2 separate regions of the Homo sapiens genome follow, and region 2 is linked to region 1. Evidence: read pairs that join two places in POLR2A ChIA-PET (ENCODE). Cell type or tissue: Panc1. All regions are shown on one strand. Links, peaks and the distances in the headings refer to the core of each region. The heading gives the core; the rest is flanking DNA.

What was found. ChIA-PET counts read pairs that join two places held together with the same protein. Peaks named below come from ENCODE experiments on the same cell type or tissue, not always from the same donor. Only the 100,000 strongest peaks of a DNase experiment are listed, where the experiment ranks them.
Region 2: POLR2A ChIA-PET joins it to region 1 with 11 read pairs; 3 of 35 experiments call an interaction of 5 or more read pairs at or near these places.

The regions. Positions count from the first base shown.
Region 1 is chr2:86,082,815-86,087,814 of GRCh38, reverse strand. POLR1A (RNA polymerase I subunit A) reads left to right here. Exons shown (of 34, transcript NM_015425.6): 7 at 4,647-4,733. Among named protein-coding and RNA genes, the nearest start is that of POLR1A, 21 kb to the left of the region's middle. In Panc1, for the core only: no CTCF peak of the experiment used is centred there; no DNase peak of the experiment used is centred there.
Region 2 is chr2:85,753,966-85,766,801 of GRCh38, reverse strand. It overlaps ATOH8 (atonal bHLH transcription factor 8), which reads right to left and starts at 12,811. Exons shown (of 3, transcript NM_032827.7): 1 at 11,845-12,811; 2 at 2,620-2,811. The coding sequence starts at 12,612. RefSeq lists enhancers at 70-652, 653-1,235, 1,236-1,819. In Panc1, for the core only: no CTCF peak of the experiment used is centred there; no DNase peak of the experiment used is centred there; H3K27ac peaks cover 208 bases.

The DNA.
Region 1 (5,000 bases), core at 1-5,000:
TCCCAGTACTTTGGGAGGCTGAGGCAGGCAGATCACTTGAGGTCTGGAGTTCAAGACCGGCCTGGCCAACGTGGTGAAACCCCATCTCTGCTAAAAACACAAAAATTAGCCAGGCGTGGTGGCGGGCACCTGTAATCTCAGCTACTCAGGAGGCTAGGGCAGGAGAATCGCTTGAACCCAGGAGGCGCACTCTGCAGTGAGCTGAGATCGTGCCACCGCACTCCAGTCTGGGTGACAGAGCAAGACTCCGTCTCAGAAAAAGAAAGAAAAAGCACAACCTGCAATTGTCACTTGGCTCTGCCACTTTTTCTGAGTGGCAGATAGAAGGCTGTTTTGAGGCGTTTCCATTTCTAACTCTATATAATGGCATTCCTAAAGCCTCTTGCCTAGAATTGAGGAAGTTACATGCATGGCAGTCCATAGCAGATACTGTTACTAAACCTTTCACCAGGGTTTGAGAATATGGGATAAGCATGGAAATAAGATCCCCTCCTGGAGATGCATGATGTATGTTTTACATTGAACACTCTGGCATGGCCTGGACTAAATGAAAAACCTGTTTAATATTTTTTTAAAATGTTATAGTTTAGGATAATTTTTAGACTTAATAGAAGAGTAGTAAACATAGTACAGAGAATTCCTTAATACTGTTTACTTCATTTGCCCTACTGTATAACATAGTAGATTACCATGGTGCATTTGTCAAAACTGAGTTTAACATTGGTGCAACACTATTATCTAAACTACAGACTTTTTAAATTTTGCTGGTTTTCCAGTAATTTCCTTTTTATGCTCCAGGATCCAACCCAGGATACCACACTGCATTTAGAAAGCCTTTTTAATTTTGTTTCATGGTTGGTAGTTAACACTGTAAGAGTGGATTTTCCTACACTTAACCATTAAATTGCCCTCAAAACAATTTTCTTGTATTACCAGTTGGGAATTGCTTCTGTAGCCCTTAGGATGCCTTATAAAATGTTCATAGATTGAGAACAAAGATGGTCAGAATTCTTTCTAGAAGATAGTTTTCGTGGGGCAAATGTCCGGCAGGTAAGTAGCCTTTCAATGCCTTCACCAAACCCATTCTTCTAAAGTCATCTTTCATTGCAGCCACGCAAATATGATGGTGCAACCAAAAGTCTGTGCATTAGAAACAAGTAGACCATAGTCTTCTACAGCTCCAGGCTTGGGTATTCAGTATTTAGCACACATTTATTTGTTGGGTGCTCAGCATTATGCCAAGGACCATGTTTGTGATGAGCACAATGCCAGGACACAGACCAGACCATGTGGTCTCTGCTCTCTGAAGGGGCTGCAAGTGACACAGATCAGTAACCCTGGGGAGCAGGTGATGTGGAGGAAAGTGAGCAGCCTCAGCGTGGGTCTGACCATGTTCCTGGTATCAGAGGGAATCAAAAAGTGAGGGCTAGGCTGGGAGTGGTGGCTCACGCCTGTAATCCGAGCACTTCGGGAGGCCGAGTCAGGCGGATCATCTGAAGTCAGGAGGCAGGCAGATCATCTGAGGTCAGGAGTTCAAGACCAGCCTGACCAACATGGTGAAACCCTGTCTCTACTAAAAAAAAAAAAAATTAGCCGGGTGTGGTGGCGCACGCCTGTAATCCCAGCTACTCAGGAGGCTGAGACAGGAGAATCGCTTGAACCCAGGAGGCGGAGGTTGCAGTGAGCCGAGATTGTGCCATTGCACTCCAGCCTGGGCAACAAGAGCGAAACCCCATCTCAAAGAAAAAAAAAAAAGTGAGGGCTGTGCCTGAGTAGTCCCCATGGACTGGTGATCCCACAAGGAGCGCTGTCAGCTTGTGAAATGCCACACGTGCTGCTCCAGTGCGCTCCCTGTGCTCCATGTGCCCCCCTGAGCCCCACAAGGCACATTAACATTTAAAATGAGAATTCATATAGCCAAGACACTTCCAGCCATTGTGATCCCAGGTTATTTGACCTCTGAATCCCTTTTTCCTATGGCACCTCTTACAGCTGAAAGAAAGACACATTCAAGATGCTCTGAAATCCCAGCTAGGCAGAAGGCATTGTTGCAAGCTGCAGAAGTTCTTGTTAGGAGGGGATGCAGCGCATGTGAGGAGATGGGCTTCCACAGCTCTCTTCTGACTTTAAGATCCTGTGATTGAAGAACAGCCTCTGCCTTCACGGTGACTAAACTGCAGTGGGGGCATTGCTGGGACAGGAGCTGAGGAGATTCGACCGATCTTCTTCAGCATTTCCAACCTATTTAGTAGAAGAGAAAGTTCAGACACTCATTTTCAGAAATGCCCACAAAATGCAGGTTAATGGGGTCTGTTTTCTCCCACTGAACATATGTAGCTTTCTAATGCTGTGGTTATCCCTGAAGGTCAAGGCCATTCTTCATTGCATACCCATGCTTCCTTCAGTTGCGTTAACTCATTGAAATATTCTGCTTTTATCGACATCAAAACTTTAAACATGCAGACTCCTTGACTTAGCAGTTCTGCTTTGATGACTTTATCCTAAGGAATTAGAATACTCACAGTGTTGTTTGAATAGTGTATAACTGGACATGGGCCGGGCACGGTGGCTTACACTTGTAATCCCAGCGCTTTGGGAGGCTGAGGCGGGCGGATTGCAAGATCAGTAGATCCAGACCATCCTGGCTAACACGGTGAAACCCCGTCTCTACTAAAAATACAAAAAATTAGCTGGGCGTGGTGGTGGATGCCTGTAGTCCCAGCTACTCGGGAGGCTGAGGCAGGAGAATGGCGTGAACCCAGGAGGCAGAGCTTGCAGTGAGCGAAGATCGTGCCACTGCACTCCAGCCTGGTCGACAGAGCAAGTCTCTGTCTCAGAAAAAAAGAAAATACTGGACATGACTTAAATACCTATTAACAGAGACTACTTAAATTATGGTGCATTTGTTAATTGTTCTCCAAGTTAGGGATTTCTCTAAAAACTTATGATGACATATCCTCTGCAGATTTTAAAGAAACTAGCTGGAGAATTGGAGGTGGAATGAAGCTAGTTTTTAAAAATGGAGGAGGCTGAGGTAGGAGAATCGCATGAACCTGGGAGGCGGAGGTTGCAGTGAGCTGAGATCGTGCCGCTGCACTCCAGCCTGGGTGACGAGCAAGACTCCGTCTTGAAAAAAAAAAAAAAAAAAAGGAAAAGGCAAGAGTGGTGTTTTTAAGTGTAGACTATCTTAGGCTATTTTATATTTGAGCCGTATACTCTTAACTTAGAATTTGCTGTGAGCTAGACACCCTGTCAAGTGTTAGGAACACAGACAAGGCATAGTGCCTGTCCTGATATGTGAATAAAAAAGGAACATTGAGTAATGCTTAGTTTCAGTGGATGTATCCAGAAAAGCTTTTTGGGGTTTTTGTTTTGTTTTGTTTTGTGTTTTTTTTTTTGAGACAGGGTCTCACTTTGTCATCCAGGCTGGAGTGCAGCGATACGATCTCGGCTCCCTACAGCCTCTGCCTCTCAGGTTCAAGCGATTCTCCTGTCTCAGCCTCCCTAGTAGCTGGGATTACAGTCATGTCCAGTATTTTCTTTTTTTCTGAGACGGAGTCTCGCTCTGTTGCCCAGGCTGGAGTGCAGTGGCACAATCTCCGCTCACTGCAAGCTCCGCCTCCTGGGTTCACGCCATTCTCCTGCCTCAGCCTCCCGAGTAGGTGGGACTACAGGCGTCCACCACCATGCCCGGCTAATTTTTGTATTTTTCATAGGGACACGGTTTCCCTGTGTTGGCCAGGCTGGTCTCAAACTCCTCAGGTGATCTGCCTGCCTTGGCCTCCCAAAGTGCCCAGAAAGTTTTGAACCTGAAAGACACACTACTTACTTGTCTTAGGTAATCATCTTAAATGCCTGGTCCCTACCTCCTGAATGGCAGTCCCAAGCCTCGTTTTCTCATGTAACCTGGGTATTGCTGGTAGATGGCATCCCAGAGTGATCTTGCTTAGTGTGAGAAACCAAGCCCAATCTATTCCTCACACACCAGTATGATATTTGTAAAAAGAAGTCAGTATATATTTACCTATAAAAATACTTATTTATCCATAATTCAACTTATATGAACTTTTCTGGTAAAAAACAGGTAGATAAAGATATTTATTATAATGTTACTTATAATAGCAAAATATGGAAATCAATCCAGATGTCCAATTATGAGAATATGGTTAAGTGAATTAGGAATCATCCTTAATGGAATATCACATAGCCATGAAAAATGGTGATCAGGCAAAAGCTACATAGCAACATGCAGACATGCTGATGAGATGATACTAAAAGGGCAAAGTAGTGTGCAAAATAAATCCACACTGAAGATTACAGTTGTGTAAAATACGTGTATAGACAAAAAGGCCTGGAAAACAATATATAAAAGTGATAGGAGTTGTTAATGTGATGGGATTATGGGTAATGTTTTCTTTTACTTTGCTTTTTTTTTTTTTTAGGTTTTATACAATAGCCATATGGTTTTTATTACTATAGAAATGAGATTAAGGGCCAGAGGGAATCCAGGCCTGATAATATGCTACCCTTGAGATTGATTTTTGTGGTCAAGTTGCAGGCTTGGGGATAAAGAATTGATAAATCCCATTGCAGAAAGAGTACCTGTTTCTGATTTATTGCACTTTGATTCTCCTCCTTGGCTCCAGGAATTGAGGAAGCTCAGATAGGAAAACGAGGATACTTAACACCCACCAGTGCCCGCGAACACCTTTCTGCCCTGTGGAAGAATGAAGGTGCTGTATCAGGCTAAAGAAATAGCCTTGATCTTCTCTAGGCTTTTATTTCCTGGACTCATTAACCCTGCCTTATTACTTCTTTTAAGTTGTAGTGATTGTAGCTTCCTCCTGGAACTGATCCAGAGGTTTGGGGCAGTCTTCAGGGCACATTGACATTGAGTCATAGAGCAGGAGAGGTCATACCCAGCACCAAAAACTTGACAATTATCGCAGCTGAGCCTGGTTATGAAATGACAACTGCAGGTGGGCCTCACTTAATACAGG
Region 2 (12,836 bases), core at 2,959-7,958, 320 kb after region 1:
GGTGACAGCTAGCAATTATGACCGCAAAAGCATAGGTGCCCAGAAGCGGGACACAGGGGCCTGCCTGGAAGGGCTGCCTGGGAGCTCGAAGGCTCCAGCGACTCCAGGGGTCCTGAGCTGGAAAGGAATCTGGCTGCTTGAGATGCCCACACTTGCAAAGGCTGCCGTGTCAAATCCTGGTCGTCCAGATAAAACTATGGAAGGGGCTGGTATGGGAAGGGCTGGAATTATGAACACCGGCCCCCATGGGGAGACGCAGGGCCAGCCAGGGCTTCCTGAGTGGTTTCATATGAGAAATGTGTCACCACACATATGATGTGAGTCTGCGAGACCATGAAGGTCATTAGGGCAAAGACATACAGACCCCACCTCCCAGAGTCCCAGCTGGGTGACCTCCTCACCCAGCTGGGAAAGACTGAGGGCAGGAGGCAGGAAGTGCCCTCAGGCCCGGGCTGGGTGTGGGGGAGGGAGGGTGGAGAGGAAACAGTCGAGTTCCTACCCTGGAACTTCCATCTCGACCCCCAAAATCCCTCTCCAGGGCAATTTCACCACATAAGTAAGCCCCATAGGATAAGCCTCAAGTTCAGAGCTCAAGCATTTTAGGGGCTCATTATCATTACCCTGAGGACGGTGACCATGCAGACACCACACGCTCTCCTGCAGTAACTCCTTTCATCTTCACGGTGGCCCATGAGTGAGTATTTCCACCGTCCCCACTTATCAACAAGAAAACTGAGGCGGAGGAGGCTAAGCAATGGGTGCAGGATAACACAGCTGGTGAGTGGTGAGCCAGGGCTTGAACTCGGGGCTGTGCTATGCTCTTAACCACAATCTGTAGCCTCAGGTAAAGTCCCAGACTCCACAATGGGAAGGTTGGACCAGGCCCAGAGGGTGTCTAAGATGTGTTAGATTTGAGGTGATTTCAGGGGAAGCCAAAAGCTCGGCTCTGTCGGGCCTCTCCACCCAACTTGTCCCTCCTTCCTCACCAGCCAGGCATCCAGCCTCCTCCCAGCCCAAGACCCTGCTCCATTCAAAGAACCCGGGAAGGCGGGACCTCCACGCTGGCTTCTGCCTTCCCTGGGTGAAGAGGAGGGTGCGGGGGTAGGGCAGTGAGGGGCTGAGATGGAGACGGGGCGCCTGCCCACTCTGCCCATCTACACCTCCGGACCGCCTGAATGCCAGGGGAAGTTCACCGAGAGTTTACAAACCTCCTTTGTCACCGAGCGCCGCGGGAGCCATCAATCACGCCCTAATTTACCAGTGTCACTTTCCAGAGGAAAGCTGCCCAGAGCCGCCAGTGGCGCTTCCTCTCTCACCCACTTGATGAGGATTTTGTCTAATTGGTCCACGTTAAAGCACTCCCAGGAATGCAACGTGCAGTTACCGTGGCAGCGGCAGCGGGGAGCCCTGAGAAGGTGTCGTGACCCTCCCTGGCATGAGTCTGGAGTCCGTGGGGGACCTCCGGGAAACCCGGAGAACCCACAGAGGGGCCTGCTGGAAAGGGGTCTGGAAAGGAATGTCAGGGATGGGGGAGGGGCAGGCCAGGAAGGAAGGAGGCAGCGGAAAGAATGGATGGAGGATGACAGGGTCCGCCCCCTGCCCTAGGCAGGGACAGGCCTCTTGCCTCACAGATGTAGACTGGATCCCACTCTCTGTTGCTCTCCCTGAAGCCACGTGGTAACAGAGATCCGGAGGGCTGCACTAAGCCTTGCTCAGCACTGACCCCTGACTGGGAATGCCCAGAGCTTTGGCCACCTGGGGACCTATAGCTGTGCCCAACACCTTTCCCACTAAATGCATTTCCCCAGCCACATCAGGCTTCGTACAAGCTGTTCCCTCTGCCTCAGATGCTGTTCCCTCCTTCATCTGCCTGGTGACCTGGTGGTCCTGCTGGTCCCAGCTTAAACACCACTTACACTAAGATGCCCTTTCAAACTCCCGTGGGCAGGGAGTGAATCTGTCTCTCTTCTACCTGGCCTTCCACTGCCCCTAGCACAGGGCTCCTGCCCTCATCTACTTACAAGAGGGTCTCCCTGACCCTCCTATGAGCTGCCTGGGGACCAGGACCATATGTTTGTCATCTTTATACCCCTGCCCAGTATGCTCAGCACATGGTTGGAGCTTCATCAGTCTCTCCAGAATGAATGAATGAATGACCATCACCGCCCTTAATGCATAGCCTCAGATAACCCACAGGCCAAGTCACCCTCCCAAAACCTGCCAAAGGGCTCTCCTGGGCTGTCACCCTGCTCAGGGGAATCTTGTCCTGGTATGACATCTATCAGAGGCCACCCAAGGAATTCAGCACCAGAGCACCTAAGGCCAGGAAGGGGATTTAGAGATAAATGGTCCTCTTCATTTAAGTGAGGAGCAAACCGGGGCCCAGAGACCCTGGGTGACTGTTCGAGGTCACCCAGCAGCCGGTTACCAGAAGTAGAGACACACCTATAATCCCAGGGATTTGAGGAGCACTGAAGCTGAGGCAACTCCCAGCAAACCTCCAAGAGCTGATCTCTCTGGCCCCTTCAGAATTCTGGGCATAGGCAGGGCACCCCCAAGTTCCTGTCCCTGCCTCCCCTATGCTCCCCAGAAGCTACCGCCCACCCAGCTGGTGCATACCTTGCGCTTCTTGGCACGTCCCTCGGCCTGCAGGGTGCGGGTGCAGCGCTGCACACACTCGGAGAAGCTGAGGTTGCTGTGGTCGGCACTGTAGTCAAGGTCAGCCAGCCGCGCCAGGGACAGGATGTAGTTACAGGCGATCCTCAGGATGGCCAGTTTGGACAGCTTCTGCCCATATGAGTAGCACGGCACCTGAGGGGAGAAGGCGTCAGGAGGGGCTGCAGGGGCGCAGTGCCCAGCCTGGCAGGCATGGGAGACGGCCTGTCTATGGTATATCTGAGCCCTCCACCCTAATCTTATGATCTGCTCTACGCACCTGCTGTTTACACACACACACACACACACACACACACACACACACGTCAGCTCATCTGCTCTGAGATATACCCACATTCCCATTTTGCAGGGGAAGAAACAGGTTTGGCTTATGCCCACCATCCAGTCAGTCTGAATCTAAGTTCAGTGAATTTCCACGACCACTACAGAGCTCTGTCCTCCACCCTCTTGAGGAGGAATCTCTCTGAGATTCCTGAGAGGCATTTTGTTTTTTCAGCTCTGATGTTCCATTCATTCATTCAGCAACACTTGTTTTGCTGGGCACTTGGGGAGTGCAACAATGAATGACTTGATTCCTACTTTAGAGAACTTACACTCGAGTGAGGTTATAATGTCACACCTGGGACTCTGGGGACATACAGGAAGGAAAGTGTCAGTGCTCAGCTGGAAAGACACAAACATGGCTGGTTTTCATTTTTTAAAAATCTTTTACTCTGTGCCCTCAGGACTTGGGGTGCTGCTGGGCAGACAACAGTGGCGTAATACACACGGCACTGAACAAACTTGACACGTTTGTCAATGATTCATCACCAACTAGCTCCTCACTAATTGCACAGGGATTTGTATGGGGTGAAAGATGGAGCCTTTAATTTTTAATATGTCTCTCCACCAATATTTGTGCTGCATGAGCAAAAAGTTCCAAAGACTGTGGTACACTTGAACAGAGTTCTGTCTTGGAACCTGGAAATAGCTCCACAAAATCAACCTGATAGGTGCTAATAGACCCCACTGTTCCTATGATGTACTGTTCACCTAAAGGGCTAACAATCCAGCAACGATGGCTCCTGGTTTACTCCTCGCTATGGCTCTTGAGGATCTACACGTGGCATCCATATCATTGATGAACTCGTATCCCACAGGGGGTGGGACGGCACGATGCATCCACACAAGTATTTAGTGAGCGCCCACCATATGCCAGGCATTCTTTCAGGCCAGTGATTCTCAACCAGGGATGATTTTGTCCCCTAGGGACAGGGGAGTGGGGGCATTGCAGGGACGGAGGTGGGCACGTAGCTAAACATCCTACAGAGCACAGGATCCTACAGTGCCCCCACAACAGAGAACTACCTGCCCCCAAATGTCGATAGTGCCAAGGATGGAAATCCCTATTCCAGAGCATGGAGAAAAAGCATGAACAGTCACCCCAGACTGGGGACCCTAAACACATCGCCCACTTTGATCTCACTTTAAACCTCACTGTGTCCAAGAACTTTCCCTGACCTCCCCTACCCTACACCAGGAGGGACAGCTTGCCCTTAATAGGGCCCTAATAGCACCCCGTCTGTCCTTAACTGCCCATACTGTGGCTCTTTAGTGCTCAGTCTCCCTATGAACTGTGGGGGGAAGGCCTATGTCTGCAGTGCCTAGCACAGGTCCTGCCCATAACAGGCCCTCAAAAGGGTTTGTTGATTAAGGCAATGAGTGAACAAATGAATGATCTCTCCCTCTGGATCTTCACTCTAGAATATTTTGAACTGGGCTCAAACACCTTTCCTCTCTCTGATGATGAAGATGAAGCTATCTGGCATAAAGCTAAGCGTATCTTTTTGTCACGTGGATTCAACTCCTGGCTCTAGCTTTGTCTAGCTGTAATGCTCTGGGCAAGAGACAGAATCTTTCTGAGCCTCGGTTTCCTTGTCATATTGGGAACAGGACTGATCTCACAAGGAGGTAAGGATTAAATGAGATGATGTGTGCATTGCATTGAGTAAGGCCTGATAGAGGTCTGTGAAAGCATTATGGTTGGTCTTGCAGAAGGTCCTCAAAGAGGGGCTCCAGAGGAGGTGAGAAGCCAGAGGTCTGGAGCCAGGACACGTGCCTGCCCTACCCTCCACCCTCTGGGGGTGCTGAGACTAGGAAACCCAGAGAGGGAGAAGAAGGCAACAGAGAAAGCCAGCTCCCATGCATTTCCATCCCTCACCCCATCTCCCACTCCCAGCCCTGGCTGCAGCTCCAAACCCATCCCAGAAATGCTGGCAGAACAATGCACTTTGCTCGTTCCCAGCCAGAGTCCAGGGAATCCTGCTTTATCAACCTGAACAAATAAACAAGGTCTGGTAGTCCTGGGGCAGGGAAGGGGGTCTCAGGGGCCAGCTAGCACTTCTGCCTCCTCTTCACCCCAGGGAGGGTGTGGCAGCCTGAGGGAGACTCTGGGGACTGGGTGCAGCTCTGTGACACAGCCCTCAGCACTGTTTTCACACAGAGGCCACACCAGGAGTTTCCCTTAAAGACCCAGCTCTTTGAGCCCATGGCCCGTAACAGCTGGGCTTCCAGGAGGGAGCAGGGATTTTGGAAGGGATCTGTACGCTGTGATCCAGGGTCACTGTAGGACCACAAAGTGACAGCTGAGGCCAAGGCCAATCTAGAGGCCCCCATGCCAGGTTCTGGGCCAGTTCTGTCCTAGATATGTCACCTTGCCCTATTGTTTCTATCAAGCTCCAGATCTAACAAGAAGAAACCCATCCATTGAGCTCCTGTATATCTGACACTGTGGTAGCTATTTACAGGTAGTATTAGCCCATTTAAAACCTTCCCCACCATCTGTACACACAAAAACAGAGAGGTGACATATTGGGCCCCAGATCACTCAGCTAAGACCCGGCTGGAGCCTGAAACTCATCTGACTGACACCAGGCACATAGCCACTAGGCTCTCCCAGCTCCCACCACCACACCGGAGGTAGCCACATAAGGGACACCAAAGGCATCTTTCAGGTTGCTCCCCTCTCCTTCTCCCCGACCCCTAGAGGCAGCTCCTTACCACCTGGCCAATTCCAGATCCTCCTGGTGCCCATGCCCCCGGATGCAGCCCCTCAGCCCCCAACAGCCCAGCTCAGAGGCACCCCAGCCTGGGCTGCCACTGCAAAGTGAGAATTTAGCACCCGTTCTGGTTCTAGGACGTCAAAGTATGGTGGAAAGAGCTCGTCTGAATTCCAGGCACTTACAAGCGGTGTGACTTTGGGAAGTGCCTTCACTCCTCAGAGCCTCCGTTTCCTCATCTGGAAAGTCGGAGTAGCAATGCCTGGGCAGCTCACAGAGCTTCAAGGACTACATCAAGCAGCTTCCACCGGAGTCTGAGCGGCACAGATTCTCCGTGACTGTTGGGCCCAGGCCACCTTGCAGTTATTACGATCTATAAGGCCAGGCAGAGGGTGGATGTTTCAAATACAATGTCTGTATTCATCTTTTAAGTGGCCCAATGAGGTAGAAATGGTCACTTCCACTTTACAGAAAAGCATGTGATTCTCAGGCATGTAGGAATTTCCTGGATCTCCCAACTGGTGAGTGAAGAGCTGCGTTTTGAACTCGTGGCTTAGCTGGGCTCTTTCCAGCATGAACTGCTTGGGGATCTGAATAAGTGTCTATAGTTTAAGGTGAGGAGGTAGGCAGCCCATCCTCCTGAGCTCGGGATGGAGAGTTCTGGGCTGATGATGCCATGAGATCCCTCTTAGAGTATCCACAGCAAGGCCCAGAGCCCACCCACCCGCACCGCCTACAGAGTCCCCCACAGCCATTGTCGGCTCACCCTGGTCAGAGGACACGGGCCAAAGGAGGAGGCAGAATTACCTGGCTCCCACTCCCGACAGACTGCCCAACTTCCAGAAAAGTAAAAGGATCTGCCTTGTGCTCATCCCACAAGGATTTTTAAACTTTGGAGGAACAGACTTTGGCATTTTCGCAAGGTCCCATATGCCCCCAAAACATTCCACCCCACCCACCCTAAGCTGGACCCAGTTCCAGCAAGCATGAAAAAACATGAAGAGCACTGGCCTGGGAGCCCGAGGGCCTGGCTCCACTCCTGGCCAGCCATGTGACCTTAGGCAGGTCCACAAGCTTACAGGACCTCAGTTTCCTCACCAGTAAAATGGGCATTAGAACACCTGCTACCTCAGAATGAGATCGCAGGAGCAAATGTGGGAAAACTTCCTAAAGAAACAACTCCGAGAACCCACCAGAGAATGCAACAAAGGCCTCAAAGCCCTCCATGCTCCTGCTTCTGTGCCAACTCCTGCCCACCCTGCAGACCCAGCCCAAGACGCCCTCCTGGAAGCCCACCAAGACTCCTGGGCCCATAGAGCTCCAACAGCACCACATCCACTACACACAGATGAGCACCGGATTCCACTGAAATTATCATCTGATCGTCTCGTGTCAGTGAGTGCTGGACTCCCGACGTGAATCCACTCTACCCAGAGCTGTTCAATGTCCTTCCCAAAGTCTATCTAAATAGGTTCTTTAAAATCCCAGCCTCCTGCACTGCCACCAGGCTGGACCCTGAGAACCTGGGTCTTGGTGGTTAAGAGCTATAGCCCCAGGGTCAGACAGGCCACAGTACAGATCCTGGTCACTCTGTGGGCTTGAGCAATCTGCGTCACCTCTCTGTAAGTGTCCTCATCTGTAAAATGGGAAGACAGCACTACGGACATCCCACAGCAGGCTCAGGTAAGGCCTCACTCAGTGCAGTGAGGCTCCACGGCAGCCACCCTGGTGACTTTGGACATGATGGAACAGGAGGAAGGCCTCTGTCACCCTTACCTACCTGCATGGAGCCCCCAGTGCAAGCAGGCCTGTCCCTCGTTGCCCGAGAGGATGGTGTACAGGCTGCTTTGCACTCCCTATGCCCTCCTTGCACCCTGTGGGGTTTCAGAGTGAGGGAGGTGCTGAGGGCACCATTCCCACGCCCTCTCCAGGGCCACCCTGAGTTCACTCGGTGAAGACCCCCTGGGAAGCTCCAGGGGCAGCAGGGGAGGTAGCCCGGGCCCCAGGTGCTTGGCATGTCCTCCGTAGAGAGGACCACGGCAGAAGCCGGGGCCCCGCACTGTCTTCCATTGCTGCCATCCTCCATCAACCCTGAGGGACCCTGAAGGGAGAGAGGAAATCCACACGCACACCACATGCCCCAAGGGTGGGCACAGCTTGTGAGACAGAAGGTCCTGCCACTCTGGCCCCTTCCCTCACCACCCCTCAAGGCCAGCCTTTCCCTTTGACCCCTCCCACCTGGCAGGGAGCAGCCCCACTCCCGGGGCCAGGCCAGCTGTGCACACATGGCCTTCACATGAGGCGGCAGGGAGGGCTCTGGTGCAGCTGCGCTGGTGGCATGTGCTGGGGCCTGACCATCTGCCCTGCACCACCCAGCCCAGACCAGACCAGACCAGAGGGCCTCTCTCCCACCTGCACCTCCCCACCTGCGGCCCTGCAGCCACCCTCCCTGCTCCCTTCCTGGTTGAGAGGACAGTGGATTATGACACAATGGGAGCCTGTCTGGCTTCCTCATGCTGAGGGTAGATGGCTCCAGGACATTAGACAGGCTGAGGAGCAGAGCTGTTAGGAGTCTGGGCCCTGGGAGCCCAACCCAAGCTCCGCAGCAACAGCGGCACACAGCTACGCAGGCTGCCACTGTACATGACCACGAGGCACCGCCACCCTGGAGGCTGGCAAACTGCGTGCCAAGGTAGCATGTAGCACAAAACCCACAAGGCCACGTGCAGTGGCAAAAGACCGGGACAACTTACATAAGCTCTCTGAAACTCAGTGTCACCATCTGTGAAACAGGGCAGGGGGTGCAATAATATCTATTTCATTAAATGAACTAATACACATAACAAGCTTAGCACCATGCCTGGCACAAAGTAAGCATGTGATGAATGCTAATTTCTGTGACAGTTATTAAAACAATTAAAGAATTCTTATTGCTTCATCTGTCGAGAGCCTTGCCCAGCCCTGAGGACCTTGGAGATGCTTAAGAAATGTTCAGTGCTCTGGCTGTGCACAGTGGCTCATGCCCGTAATCCTAGCACTTTGGGAGACAGAGGTGGGTGGATCACCTCAGCCCAGGAGTTCGAGGCCAGCCTGGGCAACATGGTGAAACCCCCATCCCTACTAAAATACAAAAAATTACCCAGGTGTGGTGGTGCGCACCTGTAATCCCAGCTACTCGGGAGGCTGAGGCAGAAGAATCACTTGAACCTGGGAGGTGGAGTTTGCAGTGAGCTGAGATCACACCACTGTACTCCAGCCTGGTCAACAGAAAGAGACTCTGTCTCAAAAAAAAAAAAAAAAATGAAATGAAAGAAATGTTCACTGCTCTTATAGGCCTCCTACCTTTCCTCACTTTCTCTTCTCAACACTGGATGAGGTCAGCAATATTACCATTTTACAACTTCAGCAACTGAGGCCCAGAAAGGGTCAGTGACTTGTCCACAGCCACACAGAAGGCATGCAGGGGAGGAACAACTCAATGCCTGGCCTCCAGTTTCCCAGATCAGTGCTTCTTTCATGGTACCAGGAAGCTGCTCAGGAGAATGAAGCCCCAGGCCAGAGCCACAATCCCAGAACCCATCTCAGTGCCACACTGGCCAAGGCCCCATTTCAGGCGGAGCTGATCTGCCTTTTGTCCATTTCCAAGGACCCATTTCAGTCAGGCCCGAGCCTAGCTCCAGAGCTGCAGCTCGTCTGGATTCGGGGAGGGGGTGCGGAGTACATTTTACAGAGAAGACTGAGGCCCAGAGGAGGAAGGGGCTCCTCCAGAACACAGGACTTCCTCTATCGAATGGGTGCCATGGTGGTGAGGAGGACATGGTGGGTGTGGCCTTGGCCCCTGGTTCTATGACCAGAAACGTCCTGGCTGTATTTCTTTCCTTCCCAGCTAACAGGCAGGTGCCCACTATGGCCTGGCAGCCTTTCTGGGGAAGGGGCAGAATGGCTAGGGCAAGGAGGAAACAAACAGGAACAGGTGCTTCTGTGACCATGCATTTGTGTGTGCTCTTGAGCACGTGTAAGGAGCATGTGTGTGTGTACCTGCCTGTGTGTTTGCATTGCATACACACGCTCTCCCTGAGAGGGCATGGGTGTGCCTTCTACTTAGATACACTGAACTTGCCCTTTTTATAGAGAACTTCCCACGGTAAGGGGGGAAGTAAAAGGAGACCAGGATGAACAATCTCATCTCAAAGGGTCTGCCAAGTGTGCACCCTGCCTTGATTGTTAACAAACATCACAGGCTGGGGGCTGGGGGGGTGGCACATGACGCTGATACAGATGGCACTGTGGGAAGCATTTGGCCAGGAGGGCATTCCAGAAACTGCTGTTATCTTCCCTAACCCACTAGGTGACCTTGGACAAGTCTCCTTCCATCTCTGGGCCTCAGTGTTCCATACTATAAAATGAGTTAATCCAATTTCGACAGGGATTATGTTTAGATCAAATGAGATGGAATTGATTGTTGAATGAAGTAAAAGTCAGTGGGCACATGAGATGTAACAAAGCACTCAGATGAGTATTCTCTCAGCATACAGAGGCAATAGAGGAGCACAAGGGCCCAGAACCTGCAGTCAAAGCCCCTAGGTGCCAGCCCTGACCTGCTACTCAACAGCTATGAGGCTCTGGGCACGTGCCTCCCCAGTCTAGGAGGGGCTTCCCTAGTGGCAAGGTGGGCAGGTGGACAGGCATCTCTCTGCCCTTCTGTTATCCTTCTGTCCTGGGGAGTGGGTTGCAGGATCCCCCACGCACCGCCACCTCTACCCAGCGATGCAGACACAGAGCTGCTGGCTCAGGGTGGGACTGACTGCTCCACTGGACCCACCGCCCAGGGTTCCAGCTGGTGTGGATGAGGGCAGAGGCCCAGCCTGGTCTGTGACAGCCACCCGTCCCCCACCCCCACCCCCACCCCACCTCACTGACCACTTTCCCCAAGCCCAAGCAAGACACTTTGGCTCAAAAGTCATAGGGCCTCTTTCCTCCAAGGATTCAATTTCCTTTCCATGGATGGACACAGGCACTACTGCCCCACCCCACCCCAACCCCCAGCAGGAAGAGGAGAGTGATCCAAAAAGAAGATCATGGTTTCTGAAATGTTTTGTTGCTGGATAAAGCCCAGAGAAGTTGAGCAACATTCCTGGAGTCACACAGCAAGTCAGCTGCAGAGTATGCAAATAAAAAGAAAAAAAAAACACCCTTCAAACCAGCCACATCTACCCTAACCCTTCCCCACGCCCTGTGTGGGGGTGGGAGAGAACTCACCACCTCCTTCCTAGAGCTCCTTCTCGCTAAGAAAATAAGAAGCCTAGAAGCCCAAGCGATTGTCCCGCCCCACCACGGGTAATTCTTGGGTTAAGTATTCTTCCGCTACCTGCGCAGGGGCACTGTCTGGTGAGGGCAGCCCGCACCAGCCCCAAACTAAAAAGTCCCGGACCCACCCCAGAACTAGGCTCTGAAGATGCTCCAGAGGGAATCCCCAACCTAGGCAGTCCCCTCGGCAGAGCTGCCTGCTTCACCACGGGTGAAAGGAAGGGATCTGCTAGAAAGACTCCCACCAGCCGATTCCTGAGCCCACCCCTGGGGAGAGGGCACAGGCTTGTAGCGCGGGTTCTTGAGGATGCCAGGGCAAGGAGTGCATAGCCCGGAAGCAACCTGAGTGTTCGGGGCATCACCGCTGGGGCCTGAAGAGGGGCTGACAACTCCCCCGGACTGTCCCACCGCAGCGTTCCGGACCTTGCCACCACCAACTGGAGAAGGCTCCCCCCTTCCTCCGCTGACAGATTCCCACATTTCCCCTCTCCACTCCGCACCGCGCCCAGGGGACTCCGGCAGGCAAATACTCGCTGCCATAAAAGTGAACTATGGAGGCTGAAGTCAGAAGCGCAGACAGCGTTACCCCCGAGGCGGGGGTTGAGGGCGGGGGGTGCTCGGGCCAGAGATAACCAACTCTTATAGCCACTTTGAAAACTATGATCCATACCCTAGGACTGCCCACACCTGTCTGGGCACCAGGGTCGGACCGGGCGGGGCAGCTTGCCCCTTAAACACACCTCTATCCCGCCCCGGCCACTCGCCCACCCATTCCCGCAGTCGTCCCCCGGCGCAGTGAGGGCGTGCGGCGGCGAGCGGGTACCTGCTTCCTGAGCGCCTCGAAGGCTGCGCTGATGGTGTGCACCCGCGTCCGCTCCCTGGCGTTCGCCAGGAGCCTCCGGGTCTGCTGCAGGGCTTTGATCTCGGAGGAGGCGGCAGTCGCTTCGCCCGGTCGTTTCCTAGGCGACGCGGAGGAATCCTGGTGGTTATTGTAAATTACGTGTGAAATTGACGAGTAGGAACTTTCCCCGGGGCGCGTCGGGGGCGCAGGGCGCACAGTGGACTCCGGGGGCGCTGGCGGTGCTGGGGGTGCTGACGGCGCGGGGCGCGCGGGCGGTGCGCACAGCAAGATGCGAGGACGCAGACCCGGCTCCCGGAAAGGCTGTGCCTCTGGGCCCCCAGGTGCCTGGCTCTGGGGCGCAGGAGGCGGCGGCGGCGGCGGCGTGGGGAGTCCTGGCCCCACTGCGCCTAGGGCGAAGCAGCGTTTCCGCGCGTCGGAGACCTCGGGCGCCCGAGAGCCCCCGCGCTCCCCGGCTGTGTCCGTGCCCCCTCTTGGGGGAACGGCCGGCGCCACTGGGACTGGCACCGGCACCGGTACCGGGACCGGCTGCAGCCGATGGGTCCTGTCCCGCAGCCCGTTGGTGGCTACGGCGCGGGGCTCGGGCGCTTCCAAGTCCAGTCGGAAAGTTTTATAGCCGTTCGCGCGCCGCGCCGGCTCCTTGCCTTTCCGCTTGAGCTTCTTAAGGCCGTTCAGCTCCTTCACGCACACGGTCTTCCACGGCCCGTCCTCGAGGACCGGGATGTGCTTCATGGCGCGGGCGGCGCGCGAGGCAGGGGCGTGGGGCTGCCCGGGCCGCCGCCGCGCTCAGCGCCGAGGAGTCTCTGGCTCTCCCGCTTCGCCCGCCCTCCCCCTCCCTCTCTCCCTTTCTCCCCCTCGCCCCGGGCAGCTGCGCCGCCGGCTTCGGGAAGCCGCCGGGCTGTCCGTTCCCGGAGCGCTCAGAGTGTCATCTGAAGTCGCTGCCTCCTTGCCAGCAT